Regions from separate parts of the Mus musculus genome. Here regions 1 and 2 are each linked to region 3. Evidence: chromatin loops called from intact Hi-C (ENCODE). Cell type or tissue: heart. All regions are shown on one strand. Links, peaks and the distances in the headings refer to the core of each region. The heading gives the core; the rest is flanking DNA.

Evidence for each region. A loop is a pair of places that touch in the nucleus more often than their neighbours do. Peaks named below come from ENCODE experiments on the same cell type or tissue, not always from the same donor. Only the 100,000 strongest peaks of a DNase experiment are listed, where the experiment ranks them.
Region 1: a loop joins it to region 3, with 2.5 times the contacts of the local background. A loop is called at or near these places in 2 of 42 quality-filtered maps.
Region 2: it touches region 3 in a loop (2.3-fold over the local background); 3 of 42 quality-filtered maps call a loop at or near these places.

Annotation. Positions count from the first base shown.
Region 1 is chr4:86,333,130-86,343,531 of GRCm38, reverse strand. Adamtsl1 (ADAMTS-like 1) reads right to left here. Exons shown (of 29, transcript NM_001368621.1): 17 at 6,515-6,694; 18 at 2,314-2,467; 19 at 377-1,502. Among named protein-coding and RNA genes, the nearest start is that of Gm33730, 100 kb to the left of the region's middle. In heart, for the core only: no CTCF peak of the experiment used is centred there; no DNase peak of the experiment used is centred there; H3K27ac peaks cover 461 bases.
Region 2 is chr4:86,391,021-86,401,422 of GRCm38, reverse strand. The region is part of intron 23 of Adamtsl1 (ADAMTS-like 1); the gene reads right to left. Among named protein-coding and RNA genes, the nearest start is that of Gm33730, 45 kb to the left of the region's middle. In heart, for the core only: a CTCF peak has its summit at 5,610; DNase peaks (open chromatin) are centred at 4,512 and 5,562; H3K27ac peaks cover 381 bases.
Region 3 is chr4:86,481,218-86,491,619 of GRCm38, reverse strand. Saxo1 (stabilizer of axonemal microtubules 1) reads left to right here. Exons shown (of 4, transcript NM_001081096.1): 2 at 3,701-3,880. Among named protein-coding and RNA genes, the nearest start is that of Gm26017, 23 kb to the left of the region's middle. In heart, for the core only: no CTCF peak of the experiment used is centred there; DNase peaks (open chromatin) are centred at 2,279, 4,519 and 4,899.

The DNA of each region.
Region 1 (10,402 bases), core at 3,542-8,541, 150 kb after region 3:
AAATAAATAAATAAATAAATAAATAAATAAATAAATAAATAAAAGTAGAGATGGTCCTCATGTCCATGCTTTTCAATGGCTCAACTCATGAGTCAGAAAAACATAATGGTAGCTTGGAATGGTGTCCTTCTACCCAACATTCAAAGCTATCCAGAGGGCACTTTGTTTATCTTTGGGCTCCTAATGGGGTGGGATGGTGAAGCAGTGCCGATCAGTTATAAGGATGGTAGTATACTGATCAGAGACATTAAGTGCTTTGTTTTACTCCAATGTTATCTAGTAGAAACAGGTCTGAAAGCTGGGCAGTTATTTCTGCCCCCACCACCTTCCTCTTCCCAACCCTTCTTAGACCAGGGTTCTTAGCCCAATGGCTCACCTGTCACTGAATTGAACTGCTTCTCCGTTCCTGGTCCAGTGGATGGTGGGCCTTGGGTTGCCTACCGCCTCACAGTGCAGAAGCACACTCAGGGTCCCACTGGCTAGAGCCACAGTCTGCCCCAGGTGGGTGACTACCTCCGAGGCTGAGAGTTGCTGTGCCGCTGAGATCTTCCGCAAGATGGCGGGCTTGCGATGAGGCCTACGGGAGCCACCTCCAGCCTCTCCAGATGAGCTCCTTAGGGAGCTGCTGAAGCCAGAGACATGTTTGTGAGCTGGGACGGCCATGGGAGGAAACCTCTGCTCAGAGGGCTTAGGAAGCAGATCCTGGTTCTCCAGGTGGCTTCGGAAGATGTCCTGGGCCAGCTGGGCCACCAGGTGCTTGCTGTAGAGGTCCCGTAGCTCCTCTGGCTGCTGGGACAGGTTCCTGAGGATGTCATCCAGACGCTTCTGCTCGGCCACCATGGTGAAGGGGAGATGCAGGAGGGCCTGTTCAGCATTGGGATCCTCTTCTGAGGATGCGTTCCTTTCTGCAGAGTCCTGCACCTCCCACGAGGCCAGGAGCTCTCCTGGCCAGCCGCCCTGCTCCAACAGCCTAGACACAATGTCATCATAGCGGTTCCCAGGATCTGCAGTGAGGCCGCGCTTCTCAGCTTTGCTGCCGTTGGAGAAGATGCCATTTTGGTGTTTGTGGGTTTGCAAGGCTTCTTTTGGATTGGTCTTCCTCACCTGCAGGGCCTCCTCTTCCTCACTCCAAAGGCTCAGGGGCCTGGCCACGAGCTTGCGGTTGCCTCCAATGAGCTTAATCACAAACTGCTCCCGGGCGGGCCCCGCAGAACAGGTGTAGATGCCCGCATCTGAGGGCTTGAGGCGATGGATCTTCAGGTAGCCAAAAGGGGCTACGGTGACATGAGCCGAGCTGATGCTGTGCTGGCCGTCCTTTTCCCACGTGATGAGGGGCTTGCGGAATCTGCGTGTGGGACACCGGAGCACCACGGTAGTCTTGGGAAGCAGGTAAGCAAATCCTCCCACAACGAAGTGCAGCTTCCTCTGCCTGCGGGTCTGGATGTATATGTTTCGTGCAGCTGCGATGTGAGGACTGTGCTTGGTGGAAGGCCTTCCAGGCCCTGATTTGAGAGGGATGCCAGACCGAAGAACCAAGAGCAGGGAAAAACCAGAGTGAGATAGGGCCACCAGAGAGGTCAGGGAGCAAAAAGGACAAACAGGGAGAACTCTTCCATTGATTTTGGCATGCCCGTCGTTTACCACTTCTTTTTATCCCGAAGGAGCTAGCTATCAGCTGTGGATCATCAGGCTATCCCACCTTCAAAACCCAGAGCACTAGTGAGGTGTGGTGAGGGGGTAGCCCACAGGAACCAAAGAGGTGGAGGTGCCTGGAGCCTTGGAAAAAGGCAGTCCTCATTAAAAGCATTTAAGGAAGAAATGTGCACCGTTAAGAGAGGCAGGCAGAGGACAAAGAGGAGCACACATTTCTCTGTTAAATGTTCACCTCTGGGCCATGCAAAGAACCAGGGCCCAGGGTAGACAGAGAGGGGAGCCCTGGATTGTTATAACTCTGGGGATTATATTACACAGTACAAATGTGTTTAGAGCAATTTAAAACCCCAGTTTGGATAACATTAGACTTCATTAGGAATAAGGAGCCTCTAGCTTCTAGATCTAGTGTGCCAGCAGGAGACCTTTGCTCAACCCTTGCAGGCTGCTTTTGTAGGGGAGAAGAGAACTCAGCCTGGACACCCGAGTGACTACGATTCCCTTTCATCTCCAGTTGGGCACTCCATCCACAACTGTTTTTAGGCTCTGCTGCCTGGCAATGCCCCACCACTCTGGGGCTCAGGGCAGGCCCTTGCCTAGTGGCTATGGATGCTGGTTTTTCATAATGGGGATCCATATACCCCCTCCCCCAGACATACTCACTTGCACAGGTTGCCAGCATACAGGGTCTGATGGAGGAAGAGAAGGGCAGGGGAGGGCACAAAGTAGAATTGACAACAGTGGAGACCCCAGTTTTCAGCACCCTCTGGCAAATGGCACTTCGAGTCTGGGTGCCCTCCCCACAGCTCACAGAGCACTGGTGGAGGAAGAAAGGATAAATGTATCAAAGTCCTATAAACCAGAACATTGGTCCCTATCTGGGGGTTGCATTCCCTTTGGGGGTCAAACTACCCTTTCACGGGGATTGCATATCAGATAACCCCCTAATCGGATATTTATATTATGATTCATAACAATAACAAGATTACAGTTATGAAGTAGCAGCAAAAAATAATTTTATGGTGGGGGGGTCACCACAACATGAGGAACTGTATTGAAGGGTTGCAGGATTAGGTAGGTTGAGAACCCCTGAACTAGATAGAGTCTCATGGTTGTTCTGAATGGTCCCTCAAATTCACTATATGCTGGGCAAAGTATCAGCCACTGAAAGAAGTGTATTACAACAACGCAGAATATATGTCTCACAGCACACCTTGCCCTCTAACGTTCTCTATTACTCTGTATTATAAGGGTTTCAGTGAGCATTTAACCCATTCTTAGTTACATATGGCTTAGGTTTTAGAGCCACAGAAATACTCGGTTCACTTTTACACACAGTCATTCCATAGTTGGGAAGCTACTGAACTGTTTTTATTTTTATGCTGATTTTACAAGTCTGTGAGTTAAACGAAGGACTACAAGAAAAGCCAATGCTAACCCAATAAACGCTATGCCTCCTGCTCACTGTTGTGAGTGGACTTTGGGGGTGAAGTGTCTAGCCTCCAGAATCAGTCCTTCAAATGAGGAGGCAAAAGCAAAAGTAGAAGAATTCAGTGCAAGTCCACTGTGGGCTTGGGGCAAGCCCAAGGCAGTTTCACTGATGAGGCGAGTGTAGTCGGGAGTGTGAGAGGGACTTGGGACCTGACTTTGGAGACCTTTCATTTTCAGACAGGTTTGGAATTGGTCCACAGAGCAATGGGAAGCCGTGAAGGAGGGAGTGACATGATGGAAGAGGTGTATGAGAAGGTGGATCTGGCAACACTGTGCTGAAGGGAGGAGAGGGGAGGGGAGGGGAGACGGAACGGGATGGAGGGGCTGCTACGGCCTCTGCTTGAGATGATGAAGGCCCCGAACCTGGGTCATGGCAGCATGCCAATGGAAAGATGACAGTAAAAACAGCTGAAAGCTGTCTTACACTTTGAAATTTTATATGTGAATACATTGAAATGACACTGGCCTGTGGGACAGATTGTGACAGCTGCCACCCACCCCAACAGAAATTCAAGATGCCAAGGACCAGTGCAGGTTGAGAACAAACCTCTGCTCGTGTTGCCTGATGATTACGGGCTCCAGATTCTATTTGACACCTGTTTGACCATAAATGATAGTACCAGATCCAAGCATCCAAGGGGCAAGGAGTCGGACAGCTTTAAAACATGGCTGTTTTTGTTTGGTCAAGTGGAAAAACAGACCATTAGCCAGACTGCAGGCCAAGGTCAGCTGTGACTTTGGTAGTCTCATTCCTTCTCTAGCATCAAGCTCCACCTTTCTAAAGTAGTGAAGCTAAGCTGAAATCAAGTCTCTCAAGCCATGCTTGGTAACCATGGTGAGGAGGCGATGCCGGGGCTGCTTCTCAGTGATGGCGACTCCCACCACTGGAGACCTGTCACCCCACTCCCGCTTCCGCTTTAACCATGAAGTTCTCATTTTGTTTTAGATTTAAAAATGTGTGTGGTGTGTGTGTGTGTGTGTGTGTGTGTGTATGTGTGTGTGTGCGCACATGAACTCTCATTTGTTCACTGCATGTGCAGAAGCCAGAAGATGACATATAGTAGTATTACAATATGTCACTCTCCACATAACTCTCTTAAAGGAGAGTCTCTCTCACTGACCCAAGAAGCTAGGCTAGTACCAGTGAGCCCCAGATGTATCTCTGGGAGATTGTGTCTCACTATTTCCAGCCTCTCTTCAATGCTAGAAATTTCCATTCATGAACCCTGATAGCTCAGAACTTTAGATAAGGGCTAAGCCTTCATACTTTACCAAGTGTGTCATTTTATTTCCTTAGGGAGAAGAGCAAAGCACAAGGGAGACCTAGAATATGACCCTGAGCCCAGCCATTGCAGGCAATGGAGTGTTTTACCTAGATCCTTCTTTCTCCTGATAATGAACCCAGAAGGTAGGGAACAAGGGTTAAGGTAAACTAGACACAAGTACTTCATGTGTCTCACTTAATCAAGACTCTGCCTACATGATACACTCTGTTATCTTCATTTCAAATACAGTCAGACTAAGGGATAGAAAGATGAAGCAATGAGCTTCATGCTGTATAGTTGCTAAGGGAGTGAGAGTTTAGAGCCAGGTTTGCTTGTCATTGTGTCTGAACTCTTAGCTCTATAAGATCCTGTTCTAATGGTCTACTTGGCTTAATATGATCTGGTTCAGTGGGTTCCTTCCTTTGGTGCTTAAACCAGAAGGGTCCTTCTTTTAAATCACTTTTTAATGACTGTTCTGTGTTCAATATCCTCCAAAGGCCACAAATGTCAGAGGATGGAGGGGTGGCAATTATTAGACATATATAGTCTTCTCTCCATTGCCCATCCATGATAGCCCATCACCCAATCGACACTTGGCCAGGATGTTGTTGCTTGGCACATACACCAGGGCTCTTTTCTGTGTAGGCATTTCTTAATATGATTTATTATATTAAGTAATAATGCCTCCCAAATCAACAGTTTTCTGTTGTTCTTCTGTGTTGCCTGCTGATTAGGGACTCCAGATTCTATTTGACATCTGTTTGACCATTAATGACAGTACCAGATCCAAGCATCCAAGGGGCAAGGGGTCGGACAGCTTTAAAACATGGCTGTTTTAGTTTGGTCAACTAAAAACCACCAGCCAGCATGTCTGTGTACACACACCTTTAAATATGTACACATTTTTCTCTTCCCCTCCATTCTTGTATTCTGCTGAAATACAAACTGTTTCTGGAATGCCCAAATAACCATTCTCCTTTTTATCCTGAAACATCTGGGGTGAGACACAGCCAGAGGTAAGTTTACTAATAGATTATGATGGTAGTTTAGGTTCTTGTACAGCCCCACTTCCCACAGCAGGCACTATCAGATGGACTCTCAACAGCCTGGTAATGTACAAAGCAAGAGTTCCGTGCTTAGAAGTCAGGCATCTTTATTTCCTCAGGCTTCCTTTTCTGTCTGGAAGAGAGTGTTCCTGTGACACACATTTAAACCACCAGCAGTTCCAAACTGAGTTGCATGTTATACACTAAAAAGCCAAGGCAAGAAAGAGAAGGGTCTTGGATATGATTGGGATGTACCAGTCTTTCTGCCAGTTGCTGAGTTTGCTTGTACAGCAATGATTTTTAGACTTCTCTGTGGAAGACACTCAGGTCTTTGAAGCTGGGTAGTTAAAGGCAACTCAAAGAGAATCCTGGAGCTGAAAGCAGTCCGGGTGACTTTTTAACTCTGGATGTAAATGGATTCATGCCAGTGTCAAAACAAGAATTACTCGGAGAAGCAGGTTAGCTGGAGGTTAAGTTTGGGATCCCTAACTCCAGGCACCATCTGGAGCTGAGAGCGCTGAGCCACCACTTTCCCCAAGTACACAGCAATGGGGAAATCAAGTTCTCTTGCTGGGAAGTTGTTCAAGTTTTAGAGTCAGGAAACTAACAGTAAAGAGGCAGGATTTCCTTGGCCTTCTTTTCCTAATAAATCACATCCTTTATTGTCCAGAAACTTGGAAGAGAAGAACCAGGGAGGCCTTGCCCTTCCTGAGCAGAGACTGGAAAGAGCTGGGAGTAGGACGTGGGAGCATGACTGTTGGGAGAAGGGGCTAGGTGCAGAAAGACGCGAAGAACTCTGGGTTTTGGGGTTGTCTGAGGGAGTTCCCATTTATAATCACAGGTTTCTGATGTTCAACTGTTAGGTAAGGGCTGGCTGCATAGCCTAGGTCCCCATAATAAAATCAGCCCATAGCCTAGATATTATGCATCCTACCATATAGACTGATGGCATTACAATATGCCATTCCACACTGTCAGGAGAGCTTTTTGGTCTCTTTTCTATTGTGTGGGATGATTTCTGTCCTATGCGTTCTCTCACCCTGAGAAGAGAAGCATACCTACCTCTGACCACTCTGAGAGAAGCCACTCACTGGGGCAGTCATCTTTCTTGCACCCTTGGTGGGAGGTTGGTTTGGAGGCAGAACAGAAGGTCTCTGGAAGCTCCAGGAAGCTGCCGTCAGCCATACGCTGCTTGCAGAGAACATCACGTTTCTGAATCCCTCCTCCACAGGTCCTGGAACACTGGGCAAGCAAAGCAAAAAGGGTCAGCACCGGCAAGGATCCTGATCACGACCTGATTCTTGGTGGAGTAAAGAGCAGGGAGGTGGTTTTTTCGTTTTTGTTTTTGACAAACCAGGAGTCAGGTCAAAGGGCTTTGCTTCTTGTCTTTGCAGTGAATTATGTAGCAAAGATTTTGTAGCTCCCCACTTGTAATCTCAGGTATTTAACTTGAGCATCCAGGAATTCAGGAGCCCTGGAATCTTAGAAATTTGCCCCTGAACTGTGATTTGTAGCCACTAAAGAGAACTGGTTTAAAAGGTTAGTATAATAAAGTGTTCAACATATTTATGATCCAATGAAAATAATCTGTGCAGCTTCCAGCATGAGGAAGAGGGACCTCCTGCCATCAGAATCAACCATCAGAAAAAAATTAATTTGCAGAGAGAAAGGACTCTCCTCTCCCCCCACGTGGAAGCAAGCACTCACTCAACCACACTGGGCAATGGGAGATTTAGGAACCAGGTTTCTGAAGAACTCATCTGGACTGGTGATTTCTAAGGGCACTGGGAGCCAGAGGCGCTGAAATCTGGTATGCAAGAAAAATAGCCTCATGTCAGTGGTTTTCAGAGGGACCGCAGTAAAACACTTTGTTTACATGGAACTTAATCGTTATAATCTGGCTGCTTAAGGCAGGAACGAGGCCTCCTGGGGCACAGACTGTTGGCTTTCTCCAAGTATTTGTCCCTTCCCTTTTAAGGGCCCTCAGCTTTTAGCATGGTACACGGTTTTCTGTATAGGCTATATTTGGCAAGCTCCCTTGAAGGCAAGCACAGCCACTGGACTAAACGATGGCCAATGGGATATAAACAGATGGATGTATGCGATTTCAAAGACCTCAGCTAAAGAGAGACCCACACCGCTCCTTGCTGCCAAGAATTGGCATGGGGTGCATGCGATATGCAAATGGGGTGTGAGTGATATGGAAAAAGATAGAGTAGGTTTCATTGTTGACTGAGAAGCCCTGCCTACCTCTTCTTATGCAAAATACTCTTTAGTCTTTGAAGCCACTATAATTTTGAGATTTCTGTTACTACACTCTGATAGAACCCTAGTTCTTATATGCTAAACCATGGCTTTGCTAGGTTGGTGCAGCTCAACCAAGACATTTCAGGGTGTCCTTTGGTTTCTTAGGAACAGTCTCTAGTTATTCACTTGCTGCCCTGGTTGTTTGAGACATTTAATCTAGGTCCAAAAGCTGAGAGTTTGCATTGAAGGAAAGTAGCTCCAACAGGCTAGATGTCACCCTCCTTGGTGGTGGTCTTATTAGGTAGCCAGTAAGATATTAGGGCTGAATTGTACCCCTGCTCTCACCTCAATCAACTGCTCAGATAGCCAGGGGCAGGAACTGCAGGACTTTAGTTATTAATCAGAGGAATCCGGCCTGAGTCCTGTCAGGAAAGCCATTGACTATCTAAACCTGGTTCCAGCCTTATAAGACTACTATATAGAAAGGTGATAAACTAATTCATACTGTTGCCCAAGTCAAGGGATTGCAGAGATGGCTCAGGACTTAAGGACATTGGCTTTTTTTACAGAGGACCTAGGGTTTGATTCCTAGTGCCTACATGGCAGTTCACAGGTATCCTAGGTTACCTAATCCCAGGTAAGTATTGTATGCAGATAGTCAGACAAACTTGCAGGCAAAACACTCATACAATAAAAAAAAAATAAAATAAAAGACAGAAAGACAGACAGACAGGAAGGAAGGAATGAAGGAAAGAAGGAAAGAAGGAAGGAAGGAAGGAAAGAAGGAAAGAAGGAAAGAAGGAAGGAAAAAAGGAAAGAAGGAAGGAAGAAAAAAAGGAAGGAAGGAAAGAAGGAAGGAAGGAAGGAAAGAAAGAAGGAAGGAAAGAAGGAAGGAAGGGAGGGAGGAAGGAAGGAAGGAAGGAGAGAAGGAAGGAAGGAAGGGAGGGAGGGAGGAAGGAAGGAAGGAAGGAAAAAAGGAAGGAAGGAAGGCAGGAAGGAAAGAAGGAAAGAAGGAAGAAAAAGAATCAAGCCAATCCAATGGGCTTGTCAGTCACTGGACAGTAAAACAACCTTCAGGAAATCTATTAATTCTAGAAACTTTAAAAAAGTACTTTTTTATATACTTATTAACGTGCATGTGTGTTTGCATGCATGCGTGTGCATGTGTGTGTGTATGTGTGTGTGTGTGTACAGGTATGCATATCATGGTACATATGTAGAAATCAGAGGGAAAGTGTATAGAATTGTTTCTCTCCTACACTTAAGTGGCTCCTTAAAATCGAACTCAGGTCAGCAAGTGGTTTTACAGGGTGAGCCATGTTGCTGGGTTTCAGAAACTTTAACAATATAAAGTTTGCTGAAAAATGTAAGTTGATACAATGGTTTCTGGCCATTGTCACTGTGACACAGTGAGTGTTTTTCTTTGCATTGATTCCTTTGGCCATTGCCCACTTGTAAGAGTCAAAGTCAACCTGTAAGCGTGGCCGTAAGCTCCAGGGCAAGTTAACCGCCTGGAATGCTGGAAGTTGTAGTTTTTGAAAAATGACAAAGCCACATGGGAAATACGGTGGCCTTGTGTTTTGCCCTTAAAAAGTCCCTACAACGAGTGACTCTTTACCCCTCTCTGGGATTCTAGAGAGTGGGTAGACCTTACCAGAATCCATCTGTGTCTCTGCATATCCATCTGCCCATTTGCCTGTCCACCTATCTACTTAGCCGTCTAGTGATTTAGTAGTACTGGGATTGAACCCAGATACTTTCCTGCTGATCTATATCCTTAGACGGCATTTCATTTTTAAAATAGAGCTTTCTTCCTAGTGTTGAGACCGAACCCAGGGCCTCACGCTTGTTAAAGGATGTGCTCTGTCATGGAGTCATATTCCCAGACCCAAACAGCAATTTTGAATAGCTCTCCCATCAACCTGTTAAACACACAGATGAAGAGATTTTACTTTTCTTACTGCTCATATTAAGTATATGGGATTTGGACTCAAAATATTCTCCAGTATTTTGGTTATATCTTTAATAAAATAATTTAGAATTGAAGGAGTTCATCTCTAGTGTGTTTCCTTCCATATAGTTTCCCCACTAAACTTCATTTCATTCCTCATAATGTTCATTTGTTTCCTCATAATCACTGGCTGGAGTATGAGCTGAAAAATACAGTGCCATTTTTTTTTTTTTTTTTTTTTTTTTTTTTTTTTTTTTTTTTTTTTTTTTTGGTATTTTGAGACAGTGTTTCTCTGTGTAGCCCTGGCTGTCCTGGAACTCACTTTGTAGACCATGCTGGCCCCGAACTCAGAAATCAGCCTGCCTCTGCCTCCCAAGTGCTGGGATTAAAGGCATGCGCCACCACACCCAGCTTCTACCATTTCCTAATAGATTCTAGAGGCATGTGATATCTTTAAATATTTATATCCTTGAGAGTGCAGTGAGAAAAGTAGATGTCTAGTTCATAAGACCATATCCCTACAAACTCTAAGATGATGTCAAACCACATTTTTTGTTATTAAAGATTAAAATTTAGTCAAGACACCCAAAGGCCTCCTGAATTCACCAGGCATAATGATGTATGGAGATATTTGGCAGCTAGTATATGCAGAGTCCTAATGGTCATCTGTTGACTGATAATATAGTAACTTTCCTATTGATGTTTGTACTTATATGACTGCAGAGCACTTCAATGATTAATAGCTACATTTT
Region 2 (10,402 bases), core at 2,770-7,769, 91 kb after region 3:
TATAGGAGCACCATGGCCACCTTCTGCTTGGCCCAAATCCCTTTACTGGGCTCAGGAAGCTGGCAGGACAACAGACACGCAGACTTATGCTGATTTATCTGTCTTGATACCACTTCAAAGAGTCACACATTGTACACGGTTCCTGCCAGGGTCTAGAAAGGCCTCGAATGAATTTTTGGTTCTATCTCCTTGGAAACAAAATGTACAGGGAACTCATTATTTCTGAGCTGCCCAGCCAAGAGAGAAGTAAGGAATTCCATAATTACAGTGGATTTTCACATTAAAAATTCTTGGTAGAATGGTGACCTTGGGGTTGAACTTGTCGTTCACAGACCGTTCAGAGATAAGGGGTTAGAAGTGGAGGTGAAAGAATCTGAACCACCAGGGAGATGTGGATGTATTACAAGGTCCCATCTCACAGGTGATAGATAGTTCAGCTACTGTGATCATTATCTGATCCCTCTTGGCCCGACACATCTGCTGGGGTTTGTGCTGACAGGCTAGCACAGGTGAGGAGTAGCCACAGACATCAGCAGACCACTTTTTGAATGATAAAATTTCCAAGAAGACTGAGAAGCCTTTCTAATTTTAAAAGTGCAACCCACAACCCTTGCATGGTTATGTCCTGGCAAAATGTCCCTTCTACCTTCTACAATTAAAACATGACGGCAGCTATATGGAAACAAAGCTGAACTCCACTGCTGTGCTGTGATCTTAACGATGCCAAGATGTTATTCTGGCCTCCTTTCTAGGCACGCAGGGGAGAGGCATTCAAAGCTGGCCTCTGTTTCTGGGGCTCTGCAGAGTTGGACCGGCAAATGATACACGCTGTTGAGGGCTGAGATGGTATAACCTTCCTGGTACACAGATATGTATGAAAGACATCTGTGCAATTGAAGCAGATTTCCAGGTTTTAGTCACTCGATTTTGCATATTCCATATGTATGCTTGGTTTGAAATTTTACCAGTAGCAGAAGAGATGGAAATTCTTCCTTACACCTTTCTCTCCACTACCTGGTTACTTACAGTCAGTTTTGCATGTATTTGAAAAGTTCCTTTTTGAAATAGAAATAGTAAAGCTAAGCTACAACTTCAGTCCTTTTCTACTTTACATTTTAAACTCCAGGGACTTTGAGATTTGAGGAGACTTTCAAGATTATAGGACCAGTGCCAGGCAGAAGAGGAAGTTAGGAGTGTATGTTCATTTCCAAACATTTACCCAGAAGACATAAAGGAGTGTAGGTAAGATGGAAGCTGGGTAGCATTTCTGCTGTATAAAAGACAGACACTAATTATGTAAGAGTCGAAACTCACCCTATTTCTACATTAGTAGCCAACTCCACTTCTCCAAACTGAACACAGCTCATGGAAACACTGCTACTCCCCAAGGGTAAGATGGACTTCACTGGGGACCAGACTCTGCTGAGTCATGCTTCCATAGACATCAATTATTTACACACACACACACGTACACACACACACACACACACACACACAAAGGCATCAAGGCTCCAGAGACCCAGTGTAGGACTTAAAACAGGAACATGTTCCTTGCTTGTTTGCATCTTCATGGCTCTCTGGGAAGGATGTGTGTGGTTCCGATTCCTACCAATGTTTTCTTGGCCCATCTAATTCTATAGATCCTTTATGATGCTGCATAGCTCCTATCTCTTCACAAAGTCTTCTCAGATGCCGTTCTCTCGGGCAGACTGCATCCTATTTCTCTTATAGAGAAAACACCCTCTGTACTCCAGTGTGAAGCAAGGACTGAGAGGAAAGAAACTGTTCTTAGCCAGGAGAGCTTCGCAAGTGGTCTGGAATCTCTCCTGAGTTTGGCTTTTTCCCCCTAGGGTTCTAGGAGCCCTACTTTGTGATCATTCTTTACTTTTAAGAAAAGGGAAGCTGCTAAACTTGGAAAAATGTATCTACTGTGTTTTATCTCCTTTGGTTCTCAAAACCAATCCTGAGATGGAGGTTGTTGCCCTCTTTTACTAGGTAGGAAAGGAAGACTCTGAAAGGCTAGGCGACTCCATCAGAGAACTATCCCAAAGCCCATGTTTTCTTTACCCTTTTGGCTCAGTAGTGGCCTGGACCTCTTGCTTAATTTATCTGAGATAAGCTGAAACTCTCAAAGAGAACTTGACTAAAATGTAAGTGAAGTTAACAAGCAAAGAGTTAAAGAACTAAGAAAGTGAAAAAGGAGTAAGTTAATGAAAAATTAGGCTGACTGAGGCCTGAATCAATCTACCACCCATCTTCTTTATCCCTGCTGCTAGGACTTGGCCACTAAGTTGACTCAACTTCCTTCACTCTGCTACTTCAAGAAAGGAAGGGCTGGGGCAATAGGGAGCCTAAAGGAACTGCACACACACCATGTGCAGAGATACCACTCTAACACTTTAAATACTATATTTACCCTTTTCTTTTTGGGGGGGGGGGTTTCGAACAGGGTTTCTCTGTGTAGCCCTGGCTGTCCTGGAATTCACTTTGTAGACCAGGCTGGCCTCGAACTCAGAAATCTGCCTGCCTCTGCCTCCCGAGTGCTGGGATTAAAGGCGTGCACCACCACGCCCGGTTTATTTACCCTTTTCAAGAACTCCAAAAAGTTATGCAACCATCTGTCTTCAGTTAATAGGCTAAGGCATGAGAGCTTGAATCATTTGTCTGTGGCTATTCAGCTGTCAGTAGGTAGCATAGCCAAGCCTGCTGGTTCTAGAACCTGCCCTGATCATCGTGCCATGCTCTGAAATGCAGGGGAAGGGCCCCATTAGGCAGCATGGACAATAGAGGATGGAAGGGAAAAGTCTTTTATGAGAGGACCAAGCCTTGCAGCCTTGGTCTTTTATTAATTTTCAGAGTGGCTGCTTCACCCTCATGTCTCCTTCTATTATACTGCTATTACATTACCATTATTCTTCTATTACATTACTGTTATCACTCATGGGCTGATCTTTTTAAACCAAAGAGTCCCTTCATGTTAAGGGCATGCATGGGCCAGGACCTCTGTGCTCCTACCCAGAAGGTACCACACATGGGCCCTCTAATCAGGCACCCATCTTCTGAGCTACTTCTTAACATTTGACACTTGGCAGCCAGCAACTGTCCCTAAATCCAAGGAAGAGCTTAGTGTAGGCCACAGTGAAGAAGAGAATAGACTCTTAGGTTTATGACAACAGAAGTACAAAGGGCAAAAAGGAACACATATTAGCTTTAATTTTTGTCCTGGGCACTGAGCTAGGCACACTGCACAGAGCTTCTCATTTAAGTCTCACAAGCCCAATTCTGAGGGCTGGGTTATTTATCCCAGTGAGGAACCAGATGCTGTGCATTTGGAAATGGCCCTTCCAACGGAGGCGCCTTTTCCTCTATAAAGCTGGCTGAGAACTGAGGCAGGAGGGTCTGTCTCTCCTTTCACAGATCCTAACAAACCCCGAGACACAATCCTGCCCTTTTTCTTCTCTAGTTTGCCCTTGGGCCCTGCAGCTGCTGTAAACCTGCCAGTCTAGCACCACACAAACACAGAGGGGGCACAGAACACGAGGGGGTGTTTTCAAGAGCCATTTCATGGTGAGGAAGGATTTATTAGGGCAAGTGTGGAGTTCCCCATTTTCCCACTGGTGGCCTCTCAATACCTGTCTATTTTGGGGACACCAGACTTATTCACATCGTTCCTATTGGGTACGCTAGGAAGGGCAGTGGCCTGGGAATTCTGTCTTGGTGCCAAGAAAGGGCAGGAGCAAGTGTGAGTGAATTTTCTCAAGGTCTCCATTTCCTGATTATCTAGAATCTTAAAATAAGTCCATGCCTGGTTACTTGCTATGGCCTGGAACAGTGGCAAGTGGGGGAGATTTACTGCCTTGCTCTCTCTGCCCAGCTATTTTAAATGTCACTTATGCTTTGGTGTCTTTTTATATTTATGGTTGTGTATTCCAGTCTGAAGAACTGCTGTACTCTTCCCATGGCTTCCCCATAAACACTCTTTGAAATACTGACTTCATTTTACACAGTCTGCTGCTAAGCTTCATCTCCTCCCTATTGGGCTCTGTTAGCCACTTCAAATTTTACCTTAAAAAAGAGACCAAAGTAAATAAACACAGGCTGTGAACAACAAAAAAACACCAGTCTTTCTTCTTTGTGGCAAAGCATATTCTCCTTGTGGGCAGTACTTCAGGAAACAAAACATGACTTCCTTGTGGCATGAAATCTCAGCTTCCCAGTATAAACGAGGAAACAGATGCCAACTGTTCTTTGAAGAGGGTCAGGATAAATTTCTTTTTTGCAATGGCTTTCCTCATCAAGGATGCTGGTCCTGCCCTTCAGGTTGCCTTGCCCTTCCTCTGCATCACTTTCCCTGACACCTCTGGGGTGGGTCCCATTGTGAATTAATTTCTACCTAACCTTTGGCCTTCAGGTCTTGTTGTTCTCACAGCTATCTTTGGAGAGGAAGTAGTGATGATCTTAGTCTTCCCCAGGATCACCACGAAACAGGTTTCCTAACAGATGTGGCCTAGGACATCACTGATGTCATAGCGTGCATGGGAGGAAGTTCCTGATGCAGCCTATACCAGGGGAATCAGGAAGTGCGCTTCTAAGGGCGAGGGTGGAGGTGGGGGACAGATGGAAAAGCTGTAATTAAAATAGAAATGGGAGATGGGGTGACTCAGGAGGACCACGGCCCTGCTACCAACCTCTGTTTTAAGATGCTGGAGAACCGAGCTTCCTTTCTCCCTAGGATCTGGAAGCAAGCCCAGAGACATGAAATGTCTTGTAATACTAAGTGTAATGCTAAGTGACTAAGAGAAGGTTGTCCATAGCTTTGACTCTTGAATTGGGAAATACAGTTTTACTATTATGGGACAACAACCATATTCCTTAGTATACTTGCTGCATAGCAAAAATTACTCTATAGAGTAGGCAAAACAGGGGCAGGTACAACACGCAGTGCCAAAAACAGTTCCTATTTCTCTCCTTGCAAAAAAAGTTTGCCCAGCCCTAGTGTGGAGCAGGTGCCTAGGGAATCAGTGCAGAGTGATCACTCCAGGCAGGGACAAAGACCTCTAGGATTTAGTTTGAGGTCAAGGGAGGGTATTTAGGGAAAAGAAAGCTCAAGGCAATGGCAAAGACCAGGGGAGTATTTGGACAGAAATGGAGTTATTGTATAAGACAATAATAAGGGTGGGGAGAGAGATACATACAGTGTTAGATTTTAATAGCAAAGAAATTGTGTGCTAAGTTAGACTATTCTAAATGATGACATATTCCATTTTTTTTCCACTCTAAGCATGTAGTAAGGAATGGGGAGGTGACTTTGGAAATCCACTCGACCCTGAGAATAAGTTCTTTAAAAGTACTGATGCTTAGCTCTGCCCCCAGAGAGTCTAGCTTAATTGGTCTTTGTTGAAATCGTTTTAAATTTCCCAGGTGGTTCGATTATCCATTTGGGCCCCTCTTACCAGAGGGAGGAAACGGTCAGGCACGTGCCTGCTGAAGCTTCAGGCCAGGTAGGCTAGCAGGTGCCCAACACATGTGAGTCAAATTAACTCAGGAATATTGGCTTGTAGCGGAGCCAGCTTGATAAGCCTCTGGTTTACTAGAGTTAGCTGTACAGCATGCAGTTGGCCACATGGCTTCTAATAAAAGAAATCACTTCTGCCTGCCTTTGCCTAGTCCTGGACAAGCTCACAATGCTCAGTGCAATATTGAGTCAGTTTATAAATTGGACATTTAAAGACTTTTTTTTTCTCTGTTGTTTTAATGCGACCATTTACAAGGCCTTACAAAATTTGCCCTCTGCCTTCTTGTCTATCTGGTCGGCTCTCCAGCCCCCATTTCTTCTCTCTGTGACTCCACTCCAGCCACTGTGGACTCTTTGTTGTTCTTGGAGCGCACGAGTCACATCCTCCCCTGCTGGGGATGTACCTGGCATTTCTTCCAGCAGACATGAACCATGCTCAGTAGCTTACTGCACATCGATGCTCACAGATCATAGTTTTAAGAGCTCCTCTGGTTGTAGAGGCAACCTCCTTCCCACATTCTGAACTGTTCCCTGATGGTCCTTTCTACTTTTTGGTGTTCACACACTAACACTGTGAACTCCATCTGTAGACTGCAGCTCTGGGTTTTGTATGTTGCATGCATGGTGGACTTGGATTGCCCACCGGTGTGACATTCTTTATTGGAATGGCCCAGTTCTAACTTAGTGCCAGAGAAAGCAATGTTCACCGTTTAGGGTGAGATTGTGGATCATCACCGCTCTAAACAGAAGTCTTGGGCCAGTTGAGCTTTGCAGTTGTCTGCAGAGAGATGAATGTCCCGAAACTGTGCAAATGTGGACAGGTGGTTAGTGTGGAAACACAACTGTGTGAGCATGGTCTGTGAGCCTTGGTCCTGATGACTGATGGGCTCTGAGATGCAGAGAGGATGCTAGTGCTGCTGTGAGGCTGTAGTCTGAGCTGGGTGTGTGCTGGAGCCCTGCAGGGGAGAAGGGCCAGGAACACTGAGGATAGACTAGTCATGGGCTCTCCTGCTCTTTGCAAAATCATTGGGCACGGGAAAATGGCTCTTGTGGGGATGGGCCACGTGCCTCTAGCAGGAATGCTTGTAAGGTCTATGGAGTTGAGCTTGTTCACTGACAAAGGAGAGAGTGTTCTAAGAGCAGCAGTTCTCAACTTGTGGGTTGCAAACACTTTTTGTGAATGACCCTTTTATAGGGGTCATCTAAAACCATTGGAAAACATAGATATTTATATTATGATTCATAACAGTAGCAACATTACAGTTATGAAGTAGCAATGAAAGTAGTTTTATGATTGGGTCACCACAACATGAGGAACTGTATTAAAGGGTCACAGCATTAGAAGGTTGAGAACGTGTGTGTGTGTGTGTGTGTGTGTGTATGTATGTGTAAGCTAGATGCATGTGGATGTGTTTCTCAGAACCTATTTTATTTTCTGAGACAGAGTTTCGGTGAACCTGGAGCTCACTAATCTGACCACACTAGGTAGCCAGCAAGCCTCAAAGATCCATTTCCCCCAACCCCCACAGACACATGCCAGCACACCTTGCTTTTTATATGGATGCTGGATAGCCAAACTCAGGTCCTCATGGTGGCAGAACGACACTTTACTGCCTGAGCTAACTTCACAGCCACACACAGGCATCTGTGTATTTTGTTGCTGGAGTCATCTGGGGAAAATCCAGGGCCGATAGAACAGGGTTTTCCTCTTTGCTAATTGGTAGGATGTTCTAAGTCTTTCAGGGTCTTAGGTCTTAGGAAGAATGCCTAACTCAGTAATAGGGCACAACGACAGTGGGAAGACTGCTACTTTGAAGCAGGATTTGTGATTTCCATTATAGACCTCAGCATTGCAGTTAATAATGTGTCGCAAATGCTTTCTGCATGGGGCCGGAAGAAGGATGCCTTAGGCGCAGGGGCCACAGGGCTTCTCAGTCGTGAGTACTCAACTCTGTTCTGTGGCATGGATGCTTCTGAGGACAACTCGCAGGCTGGTGAAGGGATGTAACTTATAACAATACAGTTCTCTTCACAAAATGAATAGCTTTTAGAACTCTGCCATGAAGCCCCGTCAAACAGGTTTAAGACTTTGGGTGTCTTCTAGATTTCTTAAATATAAGTTTAATGCATAGCAGAACAAGCATATGAAGGAGAACCATACCAAGGTCTCAAGTGTTCCACTCTTCAGAGACATAGTTAAGGGAATGAAATGATGGCCACAGTACAAAATATCTGAAAACCATGTATCTAACTTTCAAATTATATAAAGATTTTTGAAGATTCAGTTCTAAGTGAAGAAACCTCCGAGTTTAAAAGATTGATAAAACATCTGAGCTGGTTTTTCACCAAAGGAATTGGGATGTAATTAGGGAAAGCTGCTCAACACTGCTGGTTATCAGAAAAATATAAATGTGAACCACACCGAGATCACTACCGACATCCTAAAACTAAGACAGCAAGGAGAGCAAGCTTTGCTGGGGACTTGGAGGATCTAGAATGTCACAAGGTGCTGATGTGGGTATGAAGTAATGTGCCACTGTGAAGAGAAGTGTGGCCTTTTATTAAAGTCCTACCCACACACCTGCCATGTCATACAGCCTGTCTCCCCTAGGCATTTAGTGAAGAGAAGTGAAAGCATATGTCCATTCAAAGACTAACGCATGAATTTTTATGCCAGCTGCATTTTTAATAGCTAGAAGCTGAAGTAACCATTCTGTTTCTCAATCGATGGGTGACTAAGTAGACTATAATATATCCATACACAGAGTGCTAGGCAGTGAAAGGAGACGTGCTCTAATGACAAAGGTGGTAGCATAGATGAGGCTAAATGATGTGATAATGAAGAAGTCCTAGCTGACAAGAAGGGGGTAAGCAGGATCGGATGAGGAAAGAGTGTGTGTGTAACTCCCCAAATAAAAAAGATTCATAAAAGAATGGCATTGTTCCCTTTATGTAACACTGTGCACAGTGAGATTGCCAACTCTGCTAGAGAGCAGATTAATCAGTGGTTAGCTGAGGTGGGAGGAGTGGGAGAGAGCAAGGTTTCGAGGAGTGATTGTGAAGGGGTGGAAGGAAAAGAGATCAAGCCAGGAAGGCACACAACAAACAAAACCAAAGGTGTGGAAGGAAACCTTGGAAATGCTGTATGCTCAGTCTGTTTGCCGTAGGAGCCATTTCCAATGTAGATTATGTGTGATTTGTTTCATGTCGATTATCAAATGGTTAAACATGCATAAATATATGTCCTATAAATCAATAAAAAGGATAACTGTCATAAATGAACAGATGACACTAATGAGCAATTCCTAAATGAAATTAGGAGACTGAAAAATTTATTAAATTGCAAAAGTAATAAAAATAAGGATGTACTTATAATGTTTCTTGTACCTCATGGCTTTGTGCACTACAATTACAGTGATGAATGTAAAAGCTTGTGATTATAACCTATGGAGATAACACTTTGGAGACATGGGACCTCTTATTCAGTTCTCATGGGTATACAAGAGGAATACAATTTAGTTGGGGGAAAATTAGATAATGCATAGTAAGACCCCAGACAGTATGAAGACTTAACACAATAAGTCTGCCATTAGGAATTGATCCCAAGTAAACAGGGGTCATGTGAAGACAGAAAAAAGTCATTATGGTTATTTTTTAAAACAGTGAAAAGACTACAGAGACCACAAAAATCCAACAGAGAATTGATTGACTAAGACAGTATTCTCTGTCAACAAAGCCATGAAAAGTGAAATCATAGAAAAGTTTTTAGAGACATAGATATTTGTTGGCTATCACTAAGTGATAAAATCCTTAAAGCCAATGTGCAGCACGTAGTTATCTTTAGGTAAAATATATAAAGGATTCACACTCATACCTCAGGGTTGAATCATTAGATATTTTTCTTTTTCTTTTTAAATTTGATTTCTACTTGTTATACAATGGAGATATATTGTTATGATAATTACAACTTCAATTAAAGTTACTTAAGAAAAATAACTTTACCCTATAAATGAATACTATTGTCCCTGGTGATCCTTCCAAAAACATTGTATTCAAAGTTATAAGAAGGTTTAGATACCCTGAGGAGGTCTGAGATGCTTCTGCTCTGAAAATGGAGACTGTGGGGCCCCGAGTTAGGGCTGGACCAAAGGTAGTAGTGCCACATCATGGGACTGGCTCTTCCTTCTAGAGAAGCTGGTATACTCTTGAGCCTCCTGCAGAAAGGACAACTATCACCAAGTTCCAAAGAAGTGGTGCTTGTGTTGCTCAGGACAGTGGATCAGGTAGGCTGGACCCTCTCTCTGTACAGCAGAATTCAGTGGGCATTTCCTACTAAGAGACTTAGTCCTAATTTTCTATGTTACACTCACGGAAAGTTAGGCCTAAAGAGCAGACTCAAGTGCTATGCCATCAGCTGCAGCTGTGGCTTGAAGGGGACTCAATGCCAATATGCCATCTAACTAAAACAACAGTCTATTTCTGGAAATAGATTCACTCACCCCCTGGAATCTCAACACTCAAGTCTCAGCAAATCAGAGCTAGCACTGAGATATGGCTTTTAAGACTCCGATTCTCCCTAATCCCCTTCCTTTAATGAAAGAGGAGAACCACAACCCAGGAGCCACTGCTCCCGTGCCTCACAACCATGTGGTACCACAGTGCATAATTAGATTACAGGCAGTCAGCCCCAGACACCAAGATACTTGAGCCTAACCACTTGCTGGCTCCATCAGTGCTGACAAATGGCTTTCATCCATGAAATCAAGTGGATCAGGCATGGATAGTAATGAATTCCAAGGTAGTACCTGTCCTGAGTGACAGAAGATACACATTTCCATCTTGGTTTAGAATATGTTACCCTCAGCATAAGATTGGTCATTCAGAGTG
Region 3 (10,402 bases), core at 2,031-7,030:
GGCTTATTTGGCTCACATTCCAGGCCACAGTCCATCACTGAGGGAAGCTGGGGCAGGAACTCAAAGCAGAGCCCATGCTTTCCGGCTTGCTCATTGGCTCAGATATTTTTTTAAAAATACAGCCCAGTCCCATGTACTTAGGGGTGGTGTTTAGTACAGTGGGCTAGACCCTCCCAAGTCAACCATCAATCAAGACAATGTCTCACAGACATGCCCACAGGGCTTGATTGGAGGCAATCATTCAAAGAGGCTCCCTTTTCCCAAGTAACTCTGCGTTATATCTACTTGACCTGGCACAGACCCATGCTGCCTCCGTCTCTGTAAGTTCATATGAGCTTTGATCATGCTGACTTAGAGGACTTCGTTCTTCTGGTATCTTCCATGCCCTCTGGCTCTTACACTCTGTCTCCTCTTCCTCAGGGTTTCCTGGGGGGAGGGATTTGATGGTGACATCTCCTTTAGGTCTGAGTGTTCAAAAAACTCTTACTCTATTCGTAATGTCTGCCTGTGGATCTCTGTATTTGTTCCCATCTGCTGCAGGATAGAGCTTCTGTGACGATGGCTGAGCAGGGGCACTGGTCTGCTTCCCCGGCTGGAGTCTGGGTATACAACACTTTATCTGTTTATCTACCACCTTTAGTTAGTTGCTGTTAAAGTATACATGTCAACTTTTCAACTGGGCAAACGCTCAGGAGGGTGATTCTTATTTAGTAAGACCCCAATGTAGCATTGACAGAGGGCTAGGGGTTTAGTTCAATCATGAACTTAGGGCTTAGGGCTCGATCTAGAACACTGCAAAACAAGCCAGTCATTACAAAGCCTGCTCTTCTAGCTGAGTATTTAAAAATATTTATCTGTCTGTCTACCATTTTAGTGAGACAGGGTCCCTCCATGTAGCTCAGGTGGGCTCCAAGTTTGAGTTTCTTTTCCTTGTGCGTCTTGAGCACAGGCACATAGTATATCACTTTCACATCTTTATCTGCAAAGAATGAGAGTTTCTGCTCTCCTGAATCCTCATGGATAGAAATGGCTTACACTGAGCAGCCACAAACTCCTGGTCTCTCCTCTTTGATCCTGCTTCCCATGTGCTATCCCAGAGTGTTGTGTCTTGATTTCTGTAATTAAAATATAAAAATAAGCTGTGTGTGATGACACACACCTGTGATCTCTGCTCTTGGGAGGCTAAAGCAAGATTTTGAATTTGAGGTCATTCAGGGCTATATAACAAGACCTAGTTTTTTTAAAAAAGGTAAAATATTAGTTATTTCTTGGTATGTCTAAGTTTGAAATCATTGAGAACTCTGTCTTGAGATATTTGTATCTGATGATCTGTCAGCTCTTAGGCTTTGTGTGTGCATACACACATAAGTTATATACTACTTATTTAGTTTTTGGAAGCTACAACAGCTGACCTTTGCCCATCTATAAGTAGAGAGTTTCATTTTTTTAATGTGTATGTAAAGTGGGAAAGGCTCACTATAAATTACAGCTTAAATAGTATTCATTTATAAGTCATTTAATTTTTACACATAGTCTTTCAATCAATCAATATTTTCCAAATGCTAACTGTGCTAATCAGACTATTAGGTATCAGGGATGTAGCAGTGAGTTAGCGAAAGGTCCTGAGGCTGAAAGACGAGGTGAGCAATGAACAAATGAAGGTTGATTGGAGGAAGTGGATGGGCACTTGATAAGAAGATGGAGAGTGGTAATGAATGTCTTTGGGTGTACGATAACCAGGGTATGTTTTTCTGAGGATGTAGTAATTGAGACGAGACTGGAAAGAGTAGATGAGAAGAATTGCTGTGTGAAAATTGTTTGCCACAGGTTCTGTAAACTTCCGAACTGAGGTAGGGACTGGGCAGATGGCTCGGCGAGCAATTGTGCTTGCTGTGCAAGTCCAAGAACCTGGGTTTGAATCTCCAATGGCCATGTGAATCTGGGTATGGTTGCTCATAATTGTCATTCCAGGTTGGGGGACAGAGATGGCCAGCCATTTGGTTTCAAAAAAAAAGGAGAAAAATGATGGCGTACCTGACTCCCACTCTGGTCTCTGTACATGCATGCATGAGTGTGCATTTGCACACACATGGGCATATGCCATTTGGACATATAAATAAAATAAAAGAAATCAGGTGGTTTTAGGCGGTTGTGTGATTTCACTTGTGTGCAGTGGTGATACTCTGAGCCGACCTGGGAACCCAGCTAGAAATCTCACCAGTTTGGCCCAGAGCAGAGCCTTGGAGCACATCTGTTGGGAAGAATAGAATCTTGGCAGGAGATAGGGAAGGGGAGGAGCGGAAGCCACGCCTTTTGCATTGGAGGTTAGCAACAGCAGTGTGGCTGAGAGGGAGTAAGGCCTTGAGAGAGAGAAGAGAAGGCCTGGAGGGTCAGGGAAGGCATGCTTAGGCTTCTGGACAGGTTCTGAAAGGAAAGTAGGAAAAGGCGAGGTTATACTTAGGGAAGCAGGAAGGCTTAGCAGTGTAGCCATGAGGGAGGCTCTGTAAGCAGCTGTCGGAAAGTGAGGGGCTTCTGGGAAGGGAAAACACATTATCTCACTAAGGGGGATTCCTCTCATCTCTTTATCATGTCTTCTGATAAGTCAGCTTGAGAGGGGTGGTTCCATGGACTCCTGGCTAGGTGATTGACAGGCCCAACTGGACTGATTTTTCTTTCCCTGCATCTAAGTTTGTTAAAGTATCAGAGACTCTAAAACGAGTTACAGGCAGTTGTGAGCTGCCATGTGAGTACCCGGAATCGAACCCTGGTCCGCTGGAAGAGCAGCCAGTGTTCTTGATCACTGAACTATCTTTCCAACTCTCTGCATTGACTCCTGAGGGAGGGAAGGGTTCTATTTAATGTTCTACTTTTTGGATATCAGCTGTTTCCACCAAGTACAGGTATAGCTCCTTCTTTTGACGGGGGCAAAGGGGGGGGGGATGAGGAGGGACGTCTGTGATATTTTCCTTTCTAGTGTTCCAGACAGGGTCTAGGGTGGACCTCAATGGCCTTCAGGCTTCTAGTCCTCATGTAGCTACCCAACATTCTTCCTCTCCCACGTAATTGCTGAGACCCTAAGATCATGAGCTGAAATTGACCCAGAGGTCCAGTTCCAAAGCTGTTCACCAGAGGGGATCGGTATCTGCACTGGGGTTTAGGTTGCACCCTAATGTGTGAAGCTTCCAGGAAGGGGTGCTCACTCAGGAGGAGAGAGGTAGCAAACCACAACCCTTATCTGGCATTCCTGGCCTGTGACCAGGACAGGGCCAAGGACATGTCCAGCTTCTGACCAAGGATAACAGGACTCCTGTGTCAGGAATCTGGAAGCTGCCTGATCAGTTTCTACCTCTGGTTTCTCAGAGGGGCAGTTGGGTCTGGTGACTCGCAGAAGAGTTGGACACCAAAGTAATTTATTAGGGTGTAGACCATTTTAAACACTTCCACAAGCAGTGTGACAATTGACAGTTGAACATCAGCCATGCTTGCATGTAATTTTATGATCCACATATTTCGATTAAACGGTTGAGGCAACCTTTTAAGTTTTGACATGTACATGGTAAAATAGAGGAAAGGAAGGTTAAATTCTGAATTTTAATGGCAAAAGCCAGTCTGCATCACATTTTGGAGGACAAGAATTTTCAGACTGCATGTATTCCTGTCAAGAAAGTAACTAAGCAGACTCCCCATGTATCTTTTGTAGGCGGCATCGCTGTCCACATCTCCCTACGAAGATTTATGATAAAACAGAGAAAACACGTCTTCTCTCCGAGTACACCGAGAATTATCCGATCTATCAGTCTTACCTGCCCAGAAATTCCTTCAAGCCCGAGTGGTGCTACCGGAAACCATCTGCACCAATGGAAGGTCTGACCACATGCAGGTGAGGGCAAAGATTGGCTGGTAAACAAACGGATGACCTGAAACTAGTAATGTATAGTGTCATGTCAAGGTAACAGCGTGCAGTGTGGAATTCAACATCAGAGCCTTAATGCTAATGTACTAGATAGCTCTGAAAGAGATTATTGTAGTTGTTAGCTTTCTTAACTATTACCAAACACTCTCTTACTAATAATTCTTGCCTGTTGAAGTGGAGGGTCGGGTCTATATTGGTCTGTCTTACTTAAAGGTGGTTAAGTTAAAGGTAGAAGGAGAGGGCCTGCTGCTGGAAAAGGAATTTTTGGCTTTGTGGAAGGTTCCATAACAACTTGGCTGGAAAACAAAGACTGGTAATAAAGAATGAGCCCTTCTGTTGTGGCGCTATGGATTTTGAATTAGAGACCCCACAAATATTCAAGATATGCAAAGAACATACTTAATTTTCAATTGATCCTGCTATACTCTAGTTGGTTTCCAAGTTGAGATTGCTAGGATCTAGGGTCATGTAGGCATGGAGTTGCCTCTGTCAATGTCCTGGAGGTTCCTATTGCCAGGGGATGGGGAAAGTGCTCAGTCTGAGGGTTCTGCACTCACAAGACTGTGTATTTTCCATTGACAGTGTGGTTAGTGGCTTCCTGATGGTGATGCCTGGCTTAGTCATCTGTGGTGTTAGGAACATCTTTGAATGCAGTTGGGTGGAATTTTAGGTCCAGCCAGTCAGTCTCTCGTAGAAACCACCTGAACCTTGGTGTGTTCTTGGTCTCCCTATCCCTCATCTCCAAAAGACAGGATTTCTGTGCTGTGGAGCTAACAGTGTACCCCATTTGTTCCCTCACAGCACGTGGGTAGCACACATGCGTGGACAACTTGCTGAGTGCCCCCCCCCCCCCCCCGGTTCACCTATTGCATGGTAATTTTGTGTGGTTTTAATAATGATTCCAGCTGGCCCGAGGTGGAACATGACATCTTTTTCCCAAAATAATGGAAACTTCCTCTCTTGAGAGTTTGACTTGTAAGTGTTCTTATCTAAAAACCAGGTGCTGTATGCTAGACTCATAGAAGCCATGTCTAGGTTAGGGCAGGAGGTCATCTAAGGGGAGGAATGAAGCTAAGGGATTTCTAAGCTTGGTAGGAGCTACTGGACAGGGACATCTTGAGAAAGGCAGGAAGCTGAGGGATTTGTCTGATGCCTAGCAGTTATTGTACGTGACCTGGTTTAAGGACAGTGGTTCTGGGTCCTGGTACATTTGAACAATGCAACTTACAGCTGCCTTTTTCAACCTACAGCTTATTAAATGACATGAACCTGAACCTTACAGTTTGGGCTTCATTTTGCTAAGAAAATATCTTCTCCAGGGCCCCAGAGCTCGCAGCAAAGACTGTGGGCTTCTCCCGAGCTTTGCTGCTTATTCTGAGAGACTACAGGCCAAATCAAGGAGGCGTCCTGTGCGCATGCGTGGTGCACTGGTTTGCAAGGGATGAACATAGCATTGGGAACTGACTTCAGACTTCATTTTCTACTGCGGGGTGCATCAGTTCTCACCTTTTTACAACCAGTTTTCAAGAAAGGAAGAACACTTTGTTGTGAGATCAAAGGCACTAACTTTAGCAACGTTGTGACGGAAAAGTATTTTCTGTCCTGGAAGTATAGGACAGAAACTGATCGAGACTTGATTTTTGCGAGATGCTCTTGTTCATGTCTAAATCTTAGGAGAACAAACACACATCCATCCTCTGAGGCAGGATCCCGGTCCCACTGCCCAGCTCTGAGGCCCTCAGACGTGGAAGCCCTTCATATTTTCCTCCTTCCTAACGCAAAATACTAATCTCTGACCTGAGCTAAGTTATCTTTGCCCGTGTCATTTATAACAATAAACCCATCTCCCAGCAGGTTCCCCGCCTCAACCAGAGCCACAGTAACGATAAATCCAGTTTATATCAAGAGGTCCCTAGCTACTGAAAGAATTTCCCATACCATTAAGGATTACAGAGCTTTAAAACAAGAGAAAGGGGTGGAATCCAGTTACTAATGGGGGTGGGGTGGCGTGGGGTGGGGTGGGGAGCCGGCCCGGGAGCTGGGGTGTACCTCGGTCACAGGGCACTTGCGTATCACCTGTAAGGTTCTATGTTCAAGCCCAGAACCTGAGGTTGGGGAGAAAGCTTATAGCAGATTTTTTTTTTCCCTTTTATCCTTCCCTCGAAAGGGAAGTCAGGCACAAACTCTAGTGGCGGCTACTCTGCTGTATCTCACTCGCACTGCTGTCTCACATCCCAGACTGAGGAAAAGCTGAGTTACTCTCAGGAATGTAAAGCAGCTTGCCTCCCCTGAGGCTTTTAGGGGATGGGATGTGTCATCTGCGTGGATTGTCACCCCTCCACTCCCATGGTACTCCACTCATTTCCTTATCTACAGGTGGACCCTGTATAGCGTCTGAGGCTGGACACCACGCTCCCACCTGCTGCATGAAAAAGTCATTTGGTGTCCCGGCTTGGCTGAGTTTGGTGATTAAGTCCAGACACAAACCCCACCTGGCTTCTGGAAAGGTTATCATCCCAGCACGAGGCCTGATTACAGCTGCACACAACTCTTACTGACTATAAATTGTGGGGATTTAAAGCAGGTGTCAGAAGGGGAATGCCTGCGAGTTCCAGTCCTTTTTACTGGGAAAAAAAAAAAAAAAACAACCTTTTTTTTTTTTTTTTTTTTTTTTTTCTCTTTTAAAAACTTTGCAGCGTTTGGTAATTCTCCTGCAGAGGACTTGCCTTTAGTTTAGCTAGATCCAGCATCAAGTTATGACAAAAGTTAGCATTTCTAACTTTGCCTCTCATTAGGCTGTCAATAGACGAAAGACTTGGGAGCCCACTTGGGACAATATTTCTGTTGCCTAAGCCAGCTTCTGCAGTGTTACGTAGTGCTCTAAAAGGGAGTGAGATGTGGGTAGAGTACATTGGAAGTTCATCCATGCATGCTTGCGGGGAAAGAGAGAGAGAGCGAGAGAGAGAGAGAGAGAGGAAGGGAGGATGTTGGGGGGGATGACTAGTATAGACTCTTGTTTTATTTTTCAATTTTTTAAAATTTATTTTATTTTATCGATAAGGCTCATTGCTAAATAAGTGAGATTAAGAAAGGAAGAGTAAAAGAGAAAGGGCATTTATTACCCTTTTCCAAAGCCAGGAAGGATGGAAGAAATGGTAATAAGTCGTCTTGACATGCTGACTGAACTGTGTGGGTTTTCTTTGAGGATTCTCTGTTACTCAAGGCTGCAATTATCTGAGTTGGTGGGGCTCGGGGTGGGGGTGTTTGAGGCCTGATGAAGACAAGGCAAGGTTCTCAGCGCTAGGCTTGCCCGGGAAGCCTCAGAGCCTTGGCTTCCTTGATGTGCCCCTTTGACTGAGTTTGTGGACATTTTGCCCATTATTTCATCAAGAATCTATGTTCCTATTCGTCTGCTTCTCTGCCTTAGTCTCCCCCCTTTTGGTTCAGATTAGGTAGCTTTTAGTCACTCTGTCTCCACATTTGCTGACCTCTTCCTTCTCTCTCTAAGCCCAGTGAATTATTTTTTCTCAGATAATATATTTTTTAGATATTTTTCTTTGAGGCGAGGTCTCCCTCAGAATCCCGGGCTAGCCTGAACTTGGGGTCAGATTCTCATTCTCCCTCCGAGCACAGGAATTTGGGGGTTACAGGGATGCACCCCCAGGCCTGCCGTTAGCTTTTTTAGTTTCTTTTTTTTTTTTTTTTTTTTTTTTGGATAATAGCTTTTATTTCTTTTGTGTCATTTTCTAGCCCTTTCTCATGAAGCATAGTGAAAACAGCTGCTCTGAGCTCGCTGCTGGGTTCAGCATCTGCTCTGCATGAGGCACGTGGGTCGTGTTTTCCTGCAGAGAGTTGAGTGGTTTCCTATTGGTTCTGGACAGTATTGTGAATGTTGCATTCGGAGACTCTGGATTATTTCCGGTTTCACATTCTTCTGAAAAGCATTTCTGTTTGTTTGTTTATTGGACAGGTAGTTTGACGAGGTTCAAAGTGTGAATTCCATGTCTTGGGTGGCAACCCAAATTCCATTTCAATTGAGTTATCCTTAATTCAGAAGCCCGCTTCTGGTGTGTGGGACAAGCAGGGATCTAGGCCCAGCGACATACAGAACTTTGGCTTTAGCTCCTTCCTTTCCAAGACTGCCTCATTTTGCTTTTCTGTTTTTTTAGTGAACAGAAAGAGTCTGGCAAAGGCTGGTTTTAGCTGCCTCATCTGGCACAGGCTGGTGACTGCCTTCAGGCTGAAGCTGTGACTCACAAGCAGTTCATGGAAAATGAAGGAGCAAAGACTTAGCTAGGGCCATTTCTTCTCCCACCTGCTGGCGCTGTCCCAGAAACCTATTGGCTGGGCCAACTCTAGTCCTGTTGAGTAGTTTAAACATGGTTTCTTCCAGGCTACATGGAATGGTGACAGATGTTAGCTTCTGCCTGAGCAGGATCGGAGGAACTGAGGATAGAGGAGAGATAATGATGTATAATTGGAATCTCGGGTGGTTGTACTAGCATCTACTGGCTGCAGGGATGATGCTGCGATCCAGCTTTCTAGCTCCGCTGAAGGATCTTTCTCAGTGTTCTGGAAAAGGCTTTCCAGACCTGCCTGAGATGACATAATGGGGAAGTTTGAAAATTACATATGGAAATAATAAAATAAACAAGTAAGGCAAAGAGTATCTCCCTACCTGGATAAGAGGAGATGGTTAAGAGGACAAGTCATGAGAAGAGGGTTAACTGGGGACAAGGAGATAGAAACGAAAACATGAATCTGAGGATAGACACCGTGACTAATTTATCTATGCAGGAGGCTAACAATGAGAGACAGATTGGCTCAGAGATGCCTTGGCTAGTATAAACAGTAGAGCCGTGTTCTGTGGTTGGGGAATGTGTGGGAGGAGGGAAGTCACATAGACCCTTTCTGAGGAGAGAGGGGATAAGGAGAGGCTCTGAAGAGAAGAGTTTCTCTATGTATATCTTTAAAATGTATAAAATATTCTGAAGGCTCTGCCAGAGCCTGACCAATACAGATGTGGATGCTCTCAGCCAACCATCGGACTGAGCACGGGGACACCAGTGGAGAAGTTAGGGGAAGGACTATAGGAGCTGAAGGGGTTTGCAACCCCATAGGAAGAACAACAATGTCAACCAACCAGACCCCCACAGAGCTCCCAGGGATTAAACAACCAACCAAAGAGTACACCTGGAGGGACTCATGGCTTCAGCTGTGTGTGTATATAGCAGAGGATGGCCTTGTCGGGCATCAATAGGAGGAGAGGCCCTTGGTCCTGTGAAAGCCTGATGCTTAGGGGAATTTAGGGGAATGGTAGGGTGGTGAGGCTGGTGGGGGAGCACCCTCATAGAAGCAGGGGTGGGGGATCGGGATGGGATAGGGGATTTGTGGAGGGGAAACTGGGAAGGGGGAGAACATTTGAAATGTAAATAAAATAACCAATTAAAAATTATAAAATATTTTATTTTTCTTTAAAATATGGGAGATACTGGGGCATGTTTAAATACTGCCAGAAAGGAGACAGCTGGGGAAAGATAGAGATGCAGGGTAGGAGATGGTCTGTGGATGAAGAGCTCAAGCAGGTGATTTAGGGAAAGGGTGACAGTCTGCTTTGGCAAATAGGAAGCCACCCTTCACCCCCGTAAGACAGAGTCCATTTTAGCATGATTGATTCCCTGGCGGCTACTATAATACCTTTTGAAATTTGTATAAATATTCAATTATTTTTAAAAAAGTAAACTTTGTTTGGCTCCTGTGAGAATTCTCCATTCTCCACTTCCAGGCAAATGGTTTTCGTTAGCAATTCTGTAATTTCCCCTTTCCTTTTTCTCTGTTCATGCCCAACACCTTTCTTTAGCATAGCCAAATGATTTGAAATGAAGTTGCTATAACTTCCCCAGCAGGGCCACTTTAACCAGTACTTAATTCTAGTTTAACTCTTGGCTTTCCATGCTGGGTAGCTTTTATAGCTACCTACCTAAAGAAAACTTAGATCTTTGACCTTTTTTTTTTTTTTTTTTCTTTATTCAGAATCACAGCGAGGTTAAACACTCGGGAATGCACCACAGGAAGAGAGAAGCCATTGAATGTTGAAAAACAAGTGGTTAAGTTTAAGCAATTTCTGTATAGAATAAAATAACTTTTTTTTTTTCTCCATGAACTTGAAGGATGTAAGATTATGTGACACTGGGGACAGGCATTTAGGCTGCGGCTAATGATAGCTTTCGGTGAATGTTCCCAACATAAAAATCTAACGAGGAAGCCCATACATTCTGATAAAATTCATTTGCAAGCCATGGTGACTATTTTTGGGCCAGATAAAAATGGATCAAACTTCAAACTTAAAAATGATCCTTTCCCCTGAAGGTGAGAGGCTTCTCCTCCCCATAATGATTTGCCTTCTCTAGAGCTGGTAAATGAATTCAAATAAAGATGCACATTCATATCTGGATTTGAATCTTTTGTCCGGAAGGAGATTAAGTAATG